Linked DNA regions of Homo sapiens: region 1 is linked to region 2. The links are chromatin loops, found by intact Hi-C in ENCODE. Cell type or tissue: PC-9. All regions are shown on one strand. Each heading gives the region's core, and the rest is flanking DNA. Links, peaks and the distances in the headings are about the cores only.

What was found. Hi-C counts contacts between places; a loop is a spot of excess contacts. Peaks named below come from ENCODE experiments on the same cell type or tissue, not always from the same donor. Only the 100,000 strongest peaks of a DNase experiment are listed, where the experiment ranks them.
Region 1: it touches region 2 in a loop (2.1-fold over the local background); 15 of 110 quality-filtered maps call a loop at or near these places.

The regions. Positions count from the first base shown.
Region 1 is chr7:83,407,658-83,416,006 of GRCh38, reverse strand. It overlaps SEMA3E (semaphorin 3E), which reads left to right. Exons shown (of 17, transcript NM_012431.3): 6 at 7,520-7,639. Among named protein-coding and RNA genes, the nearest start is that of SEMA3E, 240 kb to the left of the region's middle. In PC-9, for the core only: CTCF peaks have their summits at 4,636 and 4,839 (motif pointing left); no DNase peak of the experiment used is centred there.
Region 2 is chr7:83,519,634-83,527,982 of GRCh38, reverse strand. All of the region lies in intron 1 of SEMA3E (semaphorin 3E), which reads left to right. Among named protein-coding and RNA genes, the nearest start is that of SEMA3E, 130 kb to the left of the region's middle. In PC-9, for the core only: no CTCF peak of the experiment used is centred there; a DNase peak (open chromatin) is centred at 3,502.

The DNA.
Region 1 (8,349 bases), core at 140-8,139, 110 kb after region 2:
AGCTACCTGAGTTGGAATTTGGCAAGCTCGGTAGAACTTACTCTGACTGTGAAAGAATGTATTAATGGGTATTTTGTGACCACACATGTTCTCTGCTGATGGGTTAAGACAAGCCTCCAGCAAAAAGATGACTATCGTTAGATTATTGCTACTTCTTAGTTTCATGGTTAATTATATGTCACACAATGTTTAATGTCTGTTCACATGAAGACAAATTTAATGATAAAACACTGAAACTGGTAGCATACTCATAAAGCTGCTTGACCTAAAAAAAAATGGTGCTTGCAAATTAGAGAATTTTCTATGTAATTTCCTAATTTTAGATACAATTTTAATTCAGTTAACTTAAATTCAGTTGACTTAAGTTCATACGAAGAAGAGGTTAATAAAAAATTGAATAAATATTAAAGCTTATTTGATAGATGAAAGACAAGTTATAAAGCACATTTTTATTTCATTTATAATCTAACTTAGAAATGAAAACTTGATAGCTTGTAATAATTCTATGCGACAAAGGATTTAAGGAGTAAAAACAAGCTTCTAACTGAACTATGTCATATATATTCAGAAACTAATCAAAATGAAATCATATATTAAATAGGCTTGCTCTTCCAATGCGTCTTTGTAGTAACACAATTTATATTGGTAGCATATCAGCTCATATCTCAGGTGCCATATTTCTGCATGTTTGGCCAAGTTTTCCTCCAGTGTGATTACTCCTACTGTATTTGAAGTGGTTTTAAGTAACTGTCTGAGGAAGACAAGGCATTACAACTTGATTTTAAAAGCAGCTTGTTGAAACAATAAATTTTTCAGTATAATGAATTGCTGCATTGCGTATCCATGCCTTTCAAATCATCCAAATATACTTAGTAATTATCTTGCTACTAAATTATTAAGTTTGGTAAGTGGCCAAATAAAAATCCAGGAAACAGTGTTCTTTATGTCATGTGTCATTTTGGCCAAGAAGCAAATATTTTTGCTGACTCTTTTTATCAGTTATATTTGACATACTATTGCAATATTCTAATTAAGTTGATAATATCTTCAGTAACGTTACAGTCCCCCATAGTTTCTCCTTTTAATTCTATAGCCATTTTTATTTTTAAATTTTATTCTGACCCATAGTTGTATTACCAATTCCAGGTATAATTTAATCCTACCATTACTGAAATGCCTAAGGTATGATAAGACACATGTAGCTAGAGTTTGGGGAAAAAAACACCCTGATTTGTCATGTACCTTTTGAAACTTTGCTTTGAAAGGATTAACTTTGTTGTTGGAGTATTTTTAGGGATGCTTTTCAAAGTAAATGCACACTAAATTTTATTTTAACAAATAATCACTAATAAGATATTTTATAGTCCATGAATTTTATTTTAACAAATAATCACTAATAAGACATTTTATAGTCCATGAATTTTTCCTACACTTTTTTTCTATTACTTTTTTCAGCAAATAAAACTACAAAGTTTACAGCCACTGAAATCCTCTTCCTGACTGAGCTTTTATCCATAATAATAATACCTTTGTGAATATATATCCTTATTATGAATTTTGTAAATTAAAAGTCAATGTCAATTGAATGAATGGGAGTTAGAATGCATGCAGAGAAAATTTAAGTTATTGTTTCAAGTTGTTAATAATATTAAAACATTTTAAATAAATAATTGTTTATTTTTAATTAACTATATTTGCATTCAGGGAATAAACTGGCACAAAGTAAGGTCATTTATTAGAAAAATAAATGAAAAAATTATAAATGAAGTTAGAATATTTGTCTTTATAATGGTAAGTTCTACAAACATAATAAGCAAATGTGTTGCCTCGTGTTTTGAATTCACCTCAACTATATAGAAACATAGACTTCAGGTTATTCCCTTACCACTTTCCTGTCCCTAAAGAATATCTATAATTTCTTATCCAATGCTGCTGCTCGCTCTCTCTCTCACTTGGCAGAATGCCCATTATCCACATGCTTATTGTAGCTTCTGGCCATGACTGCTAGTCTCTGAGGAGCTATTTGAATACTTTACTTATGGTTCCGTCACAACGAAAAGAGGTAAAGGACTAAGAAAAAAGCCCCACTCTTCAATTCCCCACTTATATTCTCTCCTTTGAGAATCTGTTTTAACCCTCATGGTATCAATATCATTGGTTTGCCACCAAGAAAACTCAAGAGTACAGCCATGGGTGCTGGCACACACAAATAAACAGATTCAAAAGATATTTTTATTGTTCCTTCATGCCTCAAAACCACCTTCTTAACATTGAGAGCTAGTGCTAATCATCTTCCCAAACCAAAATAAACCGAAAGCCCAAACAACAGCTAAATGCCTAATAAAATCACACATTCAGAATCTCACATTCTTCCTGGTTTCTTTCAGCATCCTAAGCAGAATGTGAGTGTGAACCGGGATGTTGAAATATGTGAGTCATTTTCATCCATCCTCATCCTCCCAAGTGCATTTTGTTTCTCTTTGTAGCTATGCATGTCATAGTGATTCTGCAAAACAGTCCATCCACAATAGAATAATGTTCTAACAAAATTATAAAATTCAGTTATAAAGTGAGGCAGCTAAATCAGTCTTTAGCCATATGCTGTTCCATGAGGCAAATATGTTTCACATTATTTAGATTTGCATAACATACATTTATAACATAAACAGAAGCAATGCTTGAGTAAAACTTAACAAGATAAGAAGGTCATGAAACACTACTGTGAATTTTTCTTGTTATACAATTAAAATCCAACATGGTAAATAAAAACTCAGATAATATATAGTCCATGAACAAAACTCTTGATACGTTCCATAAAATATTAAGGCAATGCAATGGATTTAATTAAAACTTCAACTAGAGTTCACATTGTAAAAAAAAGGAGTTATATAGAAAAGTATTTTAGTTACACATTTTAGAATTAATATAAAGAATGTGTTTTTATCTATTTCAAAGAGTCAAATGATTGTCTTATTTTCTTTCACATAAGCAATTTAGTGTTGACACACTCTTTTAATCACAATATAATGTCCTTTGGGCTGAAATTCTTGGGGATCAATTTTTGAAAAAAATAGAGTTCCTGTTTTAATCTATTAAAATTAATAACGTAAGGCCCTCAAGGAACAAAAATTCAAATTTGTTATCCACGTAAATTCCCAATAGCCTTTTCTTTCGTTTGATATTTTCTCTCTGAAACAGTTTTTAAAAGTTAAGATCTTATCCTGTGTGTTTTTTTTTTTTTTTTTATCTTTTTTTAGGCAGGGTCTGGCTCGGCTGGAGTGCAGTAGCACAATCATAGTTCACTGCAGCCTCTACCTGCCTGGCTCAAGAGATTCTCCCACCTCAGCCTCCTGAGTAGCTGGGACCACAGGTGTAGGCCCCCATGCCCAGCTACTTTATTATTTATCATTATTATTATTATTTGTAGAGATGGGGGTCTCTTTATGTTGCCCAGGCTGATCTTGAACATCTGAACTCAAGCGATCCTCCGGCCTGGGCTGCACAAAGTGCTGGGATTACAGGCGAGAATCACTGCACCTGGCCCTGATTGTTGACACTTCACAGCCTTTCATAACCTTTTTTAAACCCTGAAAGGAACTTCTGATATATTTAATTATGAACTCATTAAGCCATTCTTTGATTCAACAGATATTTATTGAGCATTTTTTGTATTTCAGACATTAATGAGGCATCATTTCAAACACACAAGGAGTCAATAAAAATATAGTTGGATGAGCAGTAGGATAGAAATAGGTACCAGAGCTACAGTGGCACTAGGAACCACTACACTAAAAAAGTTTGGCCAGACAAGGTGTCATGGAAAAAGCGGACAATAACCAGGCAAAAGGAAGGTGAAGTGAGAAGAGAGGTGTGGAATTCTAGGCCAAAGAGCAGAGAGAACATAAAAGCTTGGCAGTTTCCGAGAATTACATGGCAGTCTCTTTGATTCTGCAGATAACTGAGACCTTGAGATTTTGAGCAGTTTGTGGTGGTCAAACAGCAGATTTTGAGCTAGAGACTTGGCTTGCCAGATTTCCACTGCAGAACTATTTCTACTATTCTTTCTTCTCTATATAAAGACTATTGTTGAGTGTGAGAAGTTGTTAAACTCGCCCATCTCCATAGACATAGAAAACTAAATCCTTAGATAGTTCTTCTGTTATAACTGAAGCCCTAAAAGGTATTTTAATCTTTTTATAAAATGTTTTCCTATTTTAATCCATGAAAATATGATTTATCTAGATGTTATTTTTGCATTCTGTAAAAGATCAATGTATTGATTCACAACTTTTCTGATACCAAATAGTTATAATAAATTTAATTAGAGACTATGTATTTCCTACAAATTGTATTAAAAATTTTAATAATGCCCAGTATTTTTGCTTACTTAATTACTATTAGGTATTATTTTACCTAAGGTTTTATTAATATTATTATTTATTTTTCACTAATGTGTTGTCTTTCTTTTCTAATTTTCTTAGGAAAGTATTTTGCTAAACATAATTATTATCAATTACTATGAATTTTTTTAAATTTGCATTGATATGAAGATATGAAAGGAATATCTCTCCCTTCTGAGGAAAACCTAACATTTCCAACAGAAACACATTTGTTTCTATTTACGTTGCTTACAGTTTTTAGCACCTATATAGTGTCTTTGAAATTCAAGTCATACAGTTCATATTGTGTTATGGGAATTGCTCACAATTTTCTCTGTCCTGAGTGCAAAATGGGAAACTGGGTAACATTGAGAATACATTATTTTTTCTCTTGTGCAGAGAATTGTCTCTGAATATGGTATTATCTAGCATCATAGGGCTGCCACCTAGTGGCTCCAAGGAATACTTGTTTGTTAATTTTATAGCATTGGTTAAAACGATAATTTTGAAACAATGTTCCAAATTAGGATAAATCCATTAAAATCGAAGTGTACTAATATAAATATTATTTTCCCATAAAAATATTTTCAATTATCAAAGTCTAAAATACTTTAAGATATAAAATCAAATATTAAAAATGTAAAGAATAGAAAACTCATGATTTTAAAGAAATCTAATCTTCATTCCCATTATACATTAAAGATTCAGACCAGCCCACAGTAGCGAAATAAATTATATTTTCAACCATTTAACAAGCTGGTCTTTATATTTGGTGTGGTAAACATAACTCAACTATAATAATTAAAAACAAAAATATTTCAGAGAAATCCTCACTCATGTGTTAATAGTCAATTTTTTTAAGTGTCAACTTGGTTGTTTATGCCATAGAGTTGATGATTCCAAAGTCCTTTTAATGACTCTCTTTTATCCATGTTCAAATAATGCAGACTGAATTCCAGGTAACAGGTCATATTCCTAACCACTGAATGCATTTATGCATTTGGTCTCAAAATACTACTTCTTCAAACATAGACATAAAATTTCTGGGAAAGACAGCACTAATTAAATGACTTTGATAAAAAATTATGTTAATCTTTTCCCTTTCTATTATCAAATAACATGATATGCTTAAGAGTTCTAACATAACTTTTCTCTACCAAATTATATATTGTTAAGTCCAGATTTAAATAGTCATTTAGTTTTTGTTATTTTCCTTACATCATACCTCTCACTTAGCGTAAGTTGAATATACTAGAAGAACTCAACAAATATATCTTTTTAAAAACTCTGTGATCTTGAAAATTTTCAAATACAAAGAAATTTGAAGTAAAACTAAAATTAACACCTGTATACCATTTACCTTGATTCACCAATTGTTAACACTCTGACACATTTACTTTTTCCTCTCTCATTTAGAATATATAATTTTAAAATGAATTCTTTTTTGGAAACCATAGATTGTATTTATTTGTATCTCATAGAGTGTTTTAGGCATCCATAGAGGATTTTGTGAACAGAGAAAAACTAATTAGAATTATTTATCTTTTTAAAATGAAAAAGACTATTATAGTAGTACTTCTAAAGCTTATTTTTTTAATCTTTGAGTTTAATTTATATCATATTATTCTAAATTTGGTATAACAAAAGCAATCATCTTTACCTTTAAAATATTAATAGTTAATGCAAGTTGAAAATAAACTTCCTTTTAATTTGTCTTATATATAATTTAATTGATCATTTTCTCAAATGTTAAATCATACAAAAATGCTTACACTTCTGAAGTTTTCCAAAGCTTTAAAGACCTTACCTTGGGAAAAAAGTCCTTCATAAATAATTAAACAATTTTTAAAGTTCTAATAAATAAAATTTATAAATAAAGTATTCAATATCTTTTAAATTCTGTTTATATATTTGGTCAAATTCTTATACCTGCAACTTTAATAATCCTAATTATAAAATTAATTACATAATTAGATATATTAAGTTGGAAATACAATTAATTTTGAAATCTCTTAACCTTTAAAGCATTTTAAATATGTGTATGCATACACATTGCAAACTTAACAAAAAAGCATTAGTACTATGTAATATAATAATCATATCTGTTTTAGAACTAGACCAATGTTATATGCCACTCATTAAGAAAACAATTTTACCACTTTGCTTTGAGGTTGCTGTTTCCAGCAATCTGCTGTTATCATTTGTTTCTTGGCCAGAGATTTTTGCTCCAGACAGGACAACTGAGCCGGGTATGGCCAGGACATCCTTCTGGTAAAACTGATGGGCACACTGATTACCTCTTGTGAGTTTTGGGAAAGGATTCTAAGTCCCTATGCTTCAGAGCTATTGATCTTCCTGGAGTTCAAGTTATACTCTCCCTTAAGTTATTTTAATGTCTTTTTTCTTACTCAAAAGACACATGGTTATTTCCTGAGACCCTGAATACATTATGTAATTTCTCAGTCTGATTTTAAGACTGTGACTGCCACCACATGTTGCAACTAACTTCCTTCAATCATTTTGTTGACTGTCTGATTAAATTTTGAGCGCTTTTTATATCCTTCCTATCTGACTGAGCCACAAATTTACAAATTGAATGACAACTGATTGGATTATATCATCTTTGTTAGACTTTGTTGTTCCCACACTAAAATCATATTCATGATAGCAGTATCTTGTTACAAGAAGGATTTGAATTAGCTGACTGACATATAAAACCTGTAATCATCACAATAACAATCATAATGATAAAGCCCTGATGATAGGGAGGTTAAAAGAAGTCTAGGAAAATAAATGAAGCCAAGGTATTTACCAAAAACTCATATAGGTCTTACTATTTACCAGCTGATCTTCCAAGTGCTTTGCTCTTAACTATCTTACTGAATGCAATTACTTTTCTAATTTCTAAATGAGGAAACTGAGGCACAGGGAACTTAGCAACTTGCCCAAGTTCACACCTAGTAAGTGACAGACTCTGGACTCAAACCCTGGGAGTCTTACTATACCATCCATGCTCCTAACAGCAATAGTATTAATGTCATAAAGTACATATTATAGATACACATATTAAATTTGGATGTGTTTAATTTGTTAACATATTAACAAATACTGACTTCTTTTTTACTGATGCTCCCGTGTAGGTAGTGAATTGTTTGCTGGACTCTACAGTGACTACTGGAGCAGAGACGCTGCGATCTTCCGCAGCATGGGGCGACTGGCCCATATCCGCACTGAGCATGACGATGAGCGTCTGTTGAAAGGTAAGGATGAGGAAAAGAGTATGTGAATTAGGATTGAAATCAACTCTAAAACTTACGGAAAATGTTGCCATTTTGATAATAATAAGAATATAAATACAATTCCTTTACAAATTTCAGAATGTTTTACTAGCAACATTCTTGAATTAAAATATTGTATATAATATATGTACATCATTTTCTATCAAAATTGATTGGCTTAATTATAAAATCAGTATACCTTCCGAGCAATGCTTAGAAATCAGTATTTGAATAAGGAAAACAAAACAAATGTATGAAAAGTGAAAAGTCCATCATCCAATAAGCTGTTTTGTCTACTTTTATCAATTGATATAATCTTTGATGAATTGATTGCCCTGCTTTGCTTGTTTTAATAGGATTGCATTAGACTTTAGAGACAAAACTCTAGGAAAGTCACTAGACATTCATTGATACAGAGTTCTTTGTAAGAAGTAAGTTTTATATTTTGGCACACTGGTATATGGAGGTGCTAGAATATTGTTTTATGGTGAGCATTTTAATTACTTTCCACATTTTTATTAAGCTTTAAAATGCATAGTCATTGATGATACCATTCATATATTTTACATACCATATCAAAGAACATTTATTCAAATCTCTTGGACTACAATCCCAAAAACGTAAAATAAATTTTCTACTTTGAAACTAAAATGATCTATGCGCTATACTGGTAGATCATTTATGAATTAAAA
Region 2 (8,349 bases), core at 48-8,047:
TTTGTTTAAAAGGTCATCTGTCTTATTATAACTAACTTATTCTTTTTCTTGGTTTTCTTAACCTTAGATGTTTAAGTACTCAATTACTTTAGGCAGAAAACAGGTTTTAAATATAATCACTGTGTAAATATTTTTATATTAATTGCCACAAATGATATAAGTTGTTTCCCAAAATATCACTAATGACAACAAACAAAAAAAAAATCACAAAAATTCTACGTAAATATTGACAATATATATGATTCTGGGAAAATACTTCATGAAAATGCTATCTTAGCTCAAGAAGTCTTTGCTACCAATTATGATTGAAAATTGCCAATCTCAAGGATGAAATATTGAAACCCCAAAGCTGATCTGCACTTACAGCTTCCAATGTTTAAGTATAAATATCTTTGAATATATATATCTGAGGCTTTACAACTAGGGTGTAGTTGTAACCTAAATTCTTGAATACCTAAGATAATTGAGCAGGAGTTGGCAGAAGCAGGGACCTAACTGTCATATACTCCATAGGAGCAGGGTTTAATGCTTAAATGGTCATAGTGCTGCCGATGGCCTAGACTTCCTTTCTCCTTATTTGTCCACCTACTCCAAGGAATGAGTAAAGCCTTGGGAGAAGATCACTGGTGGTTGTATTAGTTTTCTAGGGCTGCCATAACAAAGTACCACAAGTGGAATTGCCTTAAGCAACAGAAATTTAATTTCTCACAGTCCTTGAGGCTGGAAGTCCAAAATTAATATGTCCATAGAACCATGTTCCCTCTGAAGGATCTAGAGAAAAAAACCTTTTTTTCCCCCCCACTTCTTAGCTCATGGTGGTTGCTGCCAGTCCTGGGCATTCTGTGGCTTGCAGATGCATTGCTCCATTCTTTGCCACCACTGTCACATGGTCTTCCCCACACCTCTATATCCAAATTCCCCTTCCCTTACAAGCACACTAGTGATTGGTTAAGAACTAATCCAGTATGACCTCATATTACCTTATAAGACTCTATTTGCAAAGAAGGTCACACTCGCAAAGCTGGGGGTTGGGGCTTGAACATATCATTATGAGGTCACAATTAACCTCCAACAGGGACATGGAGGTAGTCAGAGCTGATCCACGTGCAGCCACAATATGAGACTACTTGGGACCCTCCCACGGTTTAACTGGTTGATTAAAAATTCAGTTGAATAAAGATAGATGACAACATATACACATTTTAAAAATATTCTCCTATTCCTTCTAAAACAAAAAGAACTTTTAAAGCACAAACCACTGAACTATAAGAAGGGGATAGAAAACAATAGCAACTTAATCTTGGCAAGTGGATAGCACATGGATGAGTGTAATTGATTTGGCAGAACCGAGGTGGCCAAATCTTAATCCCACAAAGGCACAAATCAAGAAAAAACTTGATTTGTTCCATGGAATCTCCTCCAAAGCTTCAGGAATTGAAAGTGCCAAGCACCTATATCAGTGAGGGCAGAGGTTGGATTCAAAACTTTGGTTAAAAAGTCTGTTTAATAAGCAGTTGGAACCCCAGATCTTCTACCTTATCCAATATAACCTTTCTACTTCCTCTCCAATATCCCTGAAAATAATGAAATAATTTTTTTTTCTTTGAAGTAGGTAGAACAGAGTATCTTTGCACTGAAGTACTGGACTGAAATCAGGGAAACAAGTGAAACAATAAATATTAAATATCAAGACAGATGCTGTGCTGCTATGTGTTTAAAAACCATCTCTCTGGGAAGAAAGAGCCTTGATTTGTAGGATTTTCCGACCTCCATGGTGTAAATTGTACCACCACATCCAATTTCTAACAGTCAACATGATATCCTAGAATGTCAACTTGGGAAGAAATGTGTATAGGCTGTCATTATCATTGAATTCATGCCAGTTCTATTGAGAGCCACCTAGCCTTCTTTTCCTAAGGCTTCAGAATGCTGGCAGCTCTCCAGAGACACAGTTGAAATATTCTCCTCAGAGGAATCTGACTAGTCTAAAGAAATATATTGATGCTGGACTTCCTAAAAAAAAAAAAATAACCTACCAACCCTTTCTATAGCAAAGCTTACAGTTGACAAGCTCTACCCATGGGCTTAGAGATTCCATTCTTGAGCTGCTTTTAAACACAAGTATACAACCCAAGATCACTGGATAGCTAAGGAAATCATCTAAAATGAAATATAGAGACGAAAAAAAAAAAAAAAAACCCAAACAAACAAAAATGAAGGAACTTAGAAGAAACAAACTATTCTGGAAGAAAATAAAGATCTTCATAAAGATCAGAGAAAATATTGCATCCATGAAACAAGATCAAATTGCTACTTTAAAAATGAGCAGAAAATAAAACAGCTCTTTGAATTTAAAAGTATGCGAAGAAGAATAAAAATCTCAGAGGAAGTTGTAAAAATTAAAGTTGAGGAAATATTCCAGAAGTAGGGGGAAATGATGAAAAAAATACATGAGAAAACAAGAAAATCTGAGGTCACCCCAGAAGTTCAAAAAATAAGCATTGCAGAAAGAGAAAACAGAACATATGTGAGAGAAGTCATCAATAAAGTAATTGAATACTTTTTTTAGTAATTAAATAAATGTATTTTTAGATTGAGAGAGCCCAGTACAATGGATGAAAACAAACTCATACCAAAGCAGGTCATCATAACATTTTAGAACACTGGAGAAATATAAAAGGCTCTGTGAGGTTCCAGGGAAAAAAAATTAAAATGAAAAAACAGGTTACGTAATTTTCAGGGATTAATATTGCTTTGTTCTTCATAGCTTCAACTCTAAAATCCAGGAGGCAACAGAAAATGCCATCTAATTTCAGAGGAAAATGTTTTCCAATATAGAATTCTGTATTCAGACAAAGTGTCAATTAACTTAGGGCATTGAATAAACACGGTTCAGACATGCAAGTTCTCAAAAAGTTAAGCTTGATGCACCGTTTCTTAGAAAACTCTTAGATGATGTACTTCAGTAAAACAGGATGATTAGCCAAGAAAGAGTAGCCAATCCAGAAAGAAGGGATTCAGGTCAGGAAGAAGCAAAAGGAATCCCCAGAGTAAGAGTGATGTGAGATCTCAGGATGAGAGCTGCACCAACAGAGGGTGGCTAGTCCACTGTGCTGCCAAGCAGAGGCTCCAGGAGAGATTTCTTTAAGGTGATGAAACTGATGGACTACCTGATGCATCCCACAGCATTGAGAGGTATTTAGACAACCAGTAGAGAGTTACGGGTTGAATTCCTAATTTAAACTTAGAAAACTAAGCAGATTTTAAAAAGAGAGACAGAAAGAGAACATTAAATCTCAGAATTAAAAGTAGATCAGAAAGAAGGAAAAAGCCATATTTATATCATGTATAACTTTTTTTCAGGGATAAGCTTTTAAAATGTCACAATATTTTAATAGCACGAGAGCTCACAATTCTATACTATGTACAATGAATGACGTGTTAAATTCATAAAACACACCACCTGCTTCTAGGAATGTTGTGTGGCCCCTGCACAAATGTGCTCTCTAAATTCCTAGAATTGCTAACTTAGTGAGTAATGAAACTATTTGGAATTTCTTTTTCCTTTGACTAAATGTCCAAATTGATATAAGATAGGTCTCAGATTTCAAAATTTTTGGTCCAAGGCTTGTAAAGACAGGTTTGGCCTTTTTATTTACAAAAATATTTCTTTTATTTATCTGCTGAAGAAGACTGGAGAATATTCTTTCCTCTAAGGTACCTCAGGTGGACTCACAGAATATTAGCACATTAGTGATTTATAAACTTTTCTACTGATATGACTTCCTTATTAAGGGAGAAAGAAAACTATCTTACAAGGTCTATGAGGCAAGCTTATCTAAGTATAAATCAAAATGTAATTTTTGCTCAAAGCTGTGTTCTATTTTTACTAAGGTAATCTTGTTGGTTTATATTGTTTATGAAGTAGTAGATAACAATATTTAAATTAATACATAAGCATTTGATTGAGCAAATATAATGTTTCTCTGTTATGAGATTTTAAAATGTGATTTTTGAAGCATTTTCTCAAAAGAAACGTGAAATATTTTATTAAATGTTTATTTCTTAAAAATATCTGTTACCAGGCTTTCTATGTCCTAGGCAGTGTGAATGCAAGGACAAAACATGTTCTTGCCCTAATAATGCAGCATTTAATCTTAAAAAAGAAAAATACGTGTATATTATTTACTGTAATTTTATAAAATACAGTGGAAATCATAGATACAATGTATGGACACCAAAGGAAAATACATAGATAGGAAAAGGCCTTAACAATATTTATTGTTTCTCATAAAGCGGAGGAAGATAAATCCACCAAGGAGACAGGGTGATTGGCCAGAGAGGGAGAACACACAAGAAAGTGTCAGGAAATCCAAAGCAGACAGAATTGAAGATGGCAGAATGGCTAAGAGAAGCACATGCCACTGAGAGAGAAAAGCGATAATGACAGGAGAGTTAGCAGTCAATTTGACAGGATAGGGCTGTTTGATTACCTTCCTGGATGTAACTATCATGGATTGGTGAGACTGAAAAACCATATTTTATCCATTAAAAATGAAATTTGTTACATTTTTTAAAACATGCCTCTGACTTCCTCCCTCTCCATCCCCTGACCTCTTTCCTGAATACTTTCTCCTTCTTGACAAAACTAAAAGCTGGTACTCTCTTGAGATCACTCTTTCATCTGGGACAAACACGAGTAAAAACTGTTCAGTCTCCAACTCAACAAAGGTCAAGTTCAGGAAGATGGAAGGCAAACCTCTCAGTCCTTAATACCATAATTATAATAAGGGGCAGAATCACCGCTGAGTGCATAGTGTGTGCCTGCACTGAACATGAATCTCTGATGCTCATTTGCTCTGGTATACTCCCTCTAGCTCTTTTTGCTCCTGCCATCTGCCAACTTCCTATTTCCTCGGATTCACCCCGTTCTTATGCTGGTGTTGCCATTAGCCTGTGCTGTTCAAGTCTCTGTGCATAGTTGTTTAAATGCTACAGCTTTATACTTCCTCACCTTCCTAACGTATTCTCACCAATCCTGAGAATTGTGCTTAGGGGCTTACGAGAGTAACAGGATTGTTAGAAAAAAGTGGGAATTCAAGTGAGACTAAGTCTCTCAGGCAGACTGAGCAAAGTGTGAGGGAAAAAGTCTTGGATGAGACACTGAACCAAATAAGGATGGAAGGAACAGAAGGCATTGAGGTAGGAACAGAAAGACAGCTAGAAAGATATCATACTAAAAAATGGTAACATTTAACAATTGCTATTTTTCTATTCTTCTCCATTGTATCTTCTTAATAATGTCATGGATCTTATCTCACATGCTGTCTTAGGTTGTGTTCCCAAAAAGACCCTAAAATGAGGTGTGCAAATGATTTGTTAAGGAAGTGATCTCAGGAAACACTGGTAAAGTTGGGGGGATCAGGACAAGGAAGGAGGGGAAAAGACAAATAAGGATGCAATCTCAGGCAAAATCCCCTAGAGGGTAGCTTCAGCCTGATCCTACAGTGAACTTTAGATTATAAATTAACCCCTAGATGTACCCTGATAGAGTCGAGGGACCTGGGCTTTTATATCCTTGTACCTGTCAAATATTGGTCAATGGCTATCTGAAGAAATAAGTTCCCAGGCACATCTGGTTCTCTGTTGTGTTGATGAAATAGCTCCATTAGCTAATGACAGTAATCTGATGATAACCACAAATAAAAAAATGTCAGGAATAAAAGCCCACCAAGTTAGAAATAAACATATAGAAAGAAACAAAGGAAAGCAAAAAGTAATTTGTAGATAGAGTACCTTTGTATAAAATTATTGCTTAAGGTAGCATTGAAATTTAGGAGAAAACTGATAATTTCTGAAGAATCAACCATGAGACACATTTATGATACATCTATAGGACACTTCTAAGTAGCACATCTTTATAATGCTTCTGTATAAATATCTTTATAATAGATATAGAGCTAATCTCTATAATAGAACATATCTGTCAAATTTTTGTCTCTGCCCTGAGTGCCATCTTGGCATCATGACTTTAGATATCACGTGGCTTAATTTTTGTAAAAGTGCCTACAATGAACTGAGTTGAGTCTTCTTAAAATTCATATATGAAAGCCCTAAACCCCTGAAGCCACTATATTTGGAGTAAGGAGATAATTAAAGTCATAAGGTGGGGCCCTCATAGGATTAGTGTCCTTATATGAAGAGACAGGAGGGCACTCCTTCTTTCTCTATTGCCTGTGAGGACAACACCAGACACTTTCTCTGTTCCCCATGAGGACAACACCAGAAGACAGCCATATTCAAGCCGGGAAGAAAACCCACACCAGGAACCAAATTGGGTTGCACCTTGATCTTGAACTTCCCAGGCTCCACAACTGCAAACAATACATTTCTGTTGTTTTAGCCACCCAGTTTATGGTATTTTGTTATAGCTGCCTAAGCAGACTAAAACAGTACCATATGCCAGTGCTCATGTTTAAACATGGTTTATTTTCTTCAGGAAAAAAATGAAACTTAAAACAAAATTCCAGAAAGACTGTTTTTCCTTGTAATACCAACTATGCCCTAGCTAATGAACAATAATGCAATTTCTGAGCCATCCTATATGTAATTTTCTCGTATTCATTGTTATAAATTGTGCAAGATTGGAATAGACTTCTGCCCTGATTTGCTGTCATGACTTTCCAGGTTGAACCTCAATGCTGCCTGTTTGTCTTGGTAAAAGTGTTCTTTCCATGATTTCCTTGCATCCTGGGAGAGTCTGGTCTCTAAGACACTGCAGGAAAGACTGTGATTTGAAAAGAAAATTCTTATGGGCAAGAACTCCTACAGAGGTCCCCATAAAACTTCTACCAACATTTTGTGCATCTATACACAGAATCTAAAAAAAAAAAAAAATCTTAAAAGTTGAGGTCCTTCTCGAACAGGGACCAAAGTATCCACTAACTGCAATGAAAACAATCTATTTACAGGCACACTGCAGAAAAGGGAGTTAGCCATGTGGCTGACATCTCAGTCACCCCACAACCTAATGCCCCATACGTGTAGAGAAGTAAACAGAGCCAAGGCAGATTGCTATTGGGAGCCAGCCAGCAATGCTGGCAATATTCCAGCTTATTCTCTAGGGCAGGTATCTTTAACTGACCAGTTACAAAAAAAATTAACTTGTCCATTCAGTGTGATCAACAATCTAGCCCCAAGTATGACTTAAAATTGTTTGTGAATAGCTGTGTCTTTAGGACTCAAAATAACTTCTATCCTATCTATCCCTGTGAATAGTTTCCATATTGGAAATGCTAAACTTGCATCTATTAAGTATCTTAAATACGGTGTATGTTGGCACTCTAGTAACTGATGATAGAGGTGGGTTTTGTTTTTTAGGCAGTTTTTGACCTTCTACTGCTGCAGACCCAGTCTTGAGCTTGTTCTCATTGATTCTACCCAGACTTTTTCTCTTCTCTACCAGCACTTCTCTTTTTGTTCAATTTCCCACTGGTGAAGTAGCAGTGGTAGTAGAGGCAGAGGGTGTTGGAAAAACTGGGTTAACTTTTGTGCTAGATTATACGGAGAAAGGAATGGAGAAAGGGAGAAAATGAATGTTGATTCTGTTGCCAAGTCTTTCTCTCCAAGGTACTTTCCTTGGTCCTTGGAAGGAGCTCAGTAACTAAGACCAGAGCAGCTGTCTAGTGAAGCCCATTCTTGAGATTCCCCAATCTCCTAATGAATGGAATTTTTCAACTGTACTCTCTTAGGCATAACTTGAAAGAAGGGATGTAAATTCATTGAGTAATAAATATTTAAGTGAATGAATGCAAGATCTGTGGTGCAGAATCGTTTTAAAGTTTACAGAGAACAGAGATATCAAAAATTGCATGAAAGAAGATACCACCCTAGCAGGGCCAATGACAAATGAATATCAGGGATGATTTTATCGTAAGCCTTATTTGTAATGTACACATTATTTAATTGTTCATATATTTATAGGGCATCTATGATGTGACAAGCTTTAGATTGAGAAGCTAGTAAAAGTTTTGGGGAGGACTGGACAGATAAGGTAATCTAGTCATGTCTTAGTTCTACACCTTGAAAGTCTGTGTCCTTGGGCAAGTAACTTAACCTCTTCATCTCATGGTTTCCTCTTCTGCAAAATAGCAAAGATAAGAAAGATACATATCCCATGTGGTTGTTATGAGGTTAATTGTATCATTGTTTATGCCAGGTTCTATGCGTACAGAAATAAGACAAAGCTTCCACGATTTTCATGGTTTAGTAGGGGCTAAAGATAAGAAAAACAGTGATTAAAACTCAGTATGATAAATGCTATAATAGGAGATACATCCCGGAGCTATG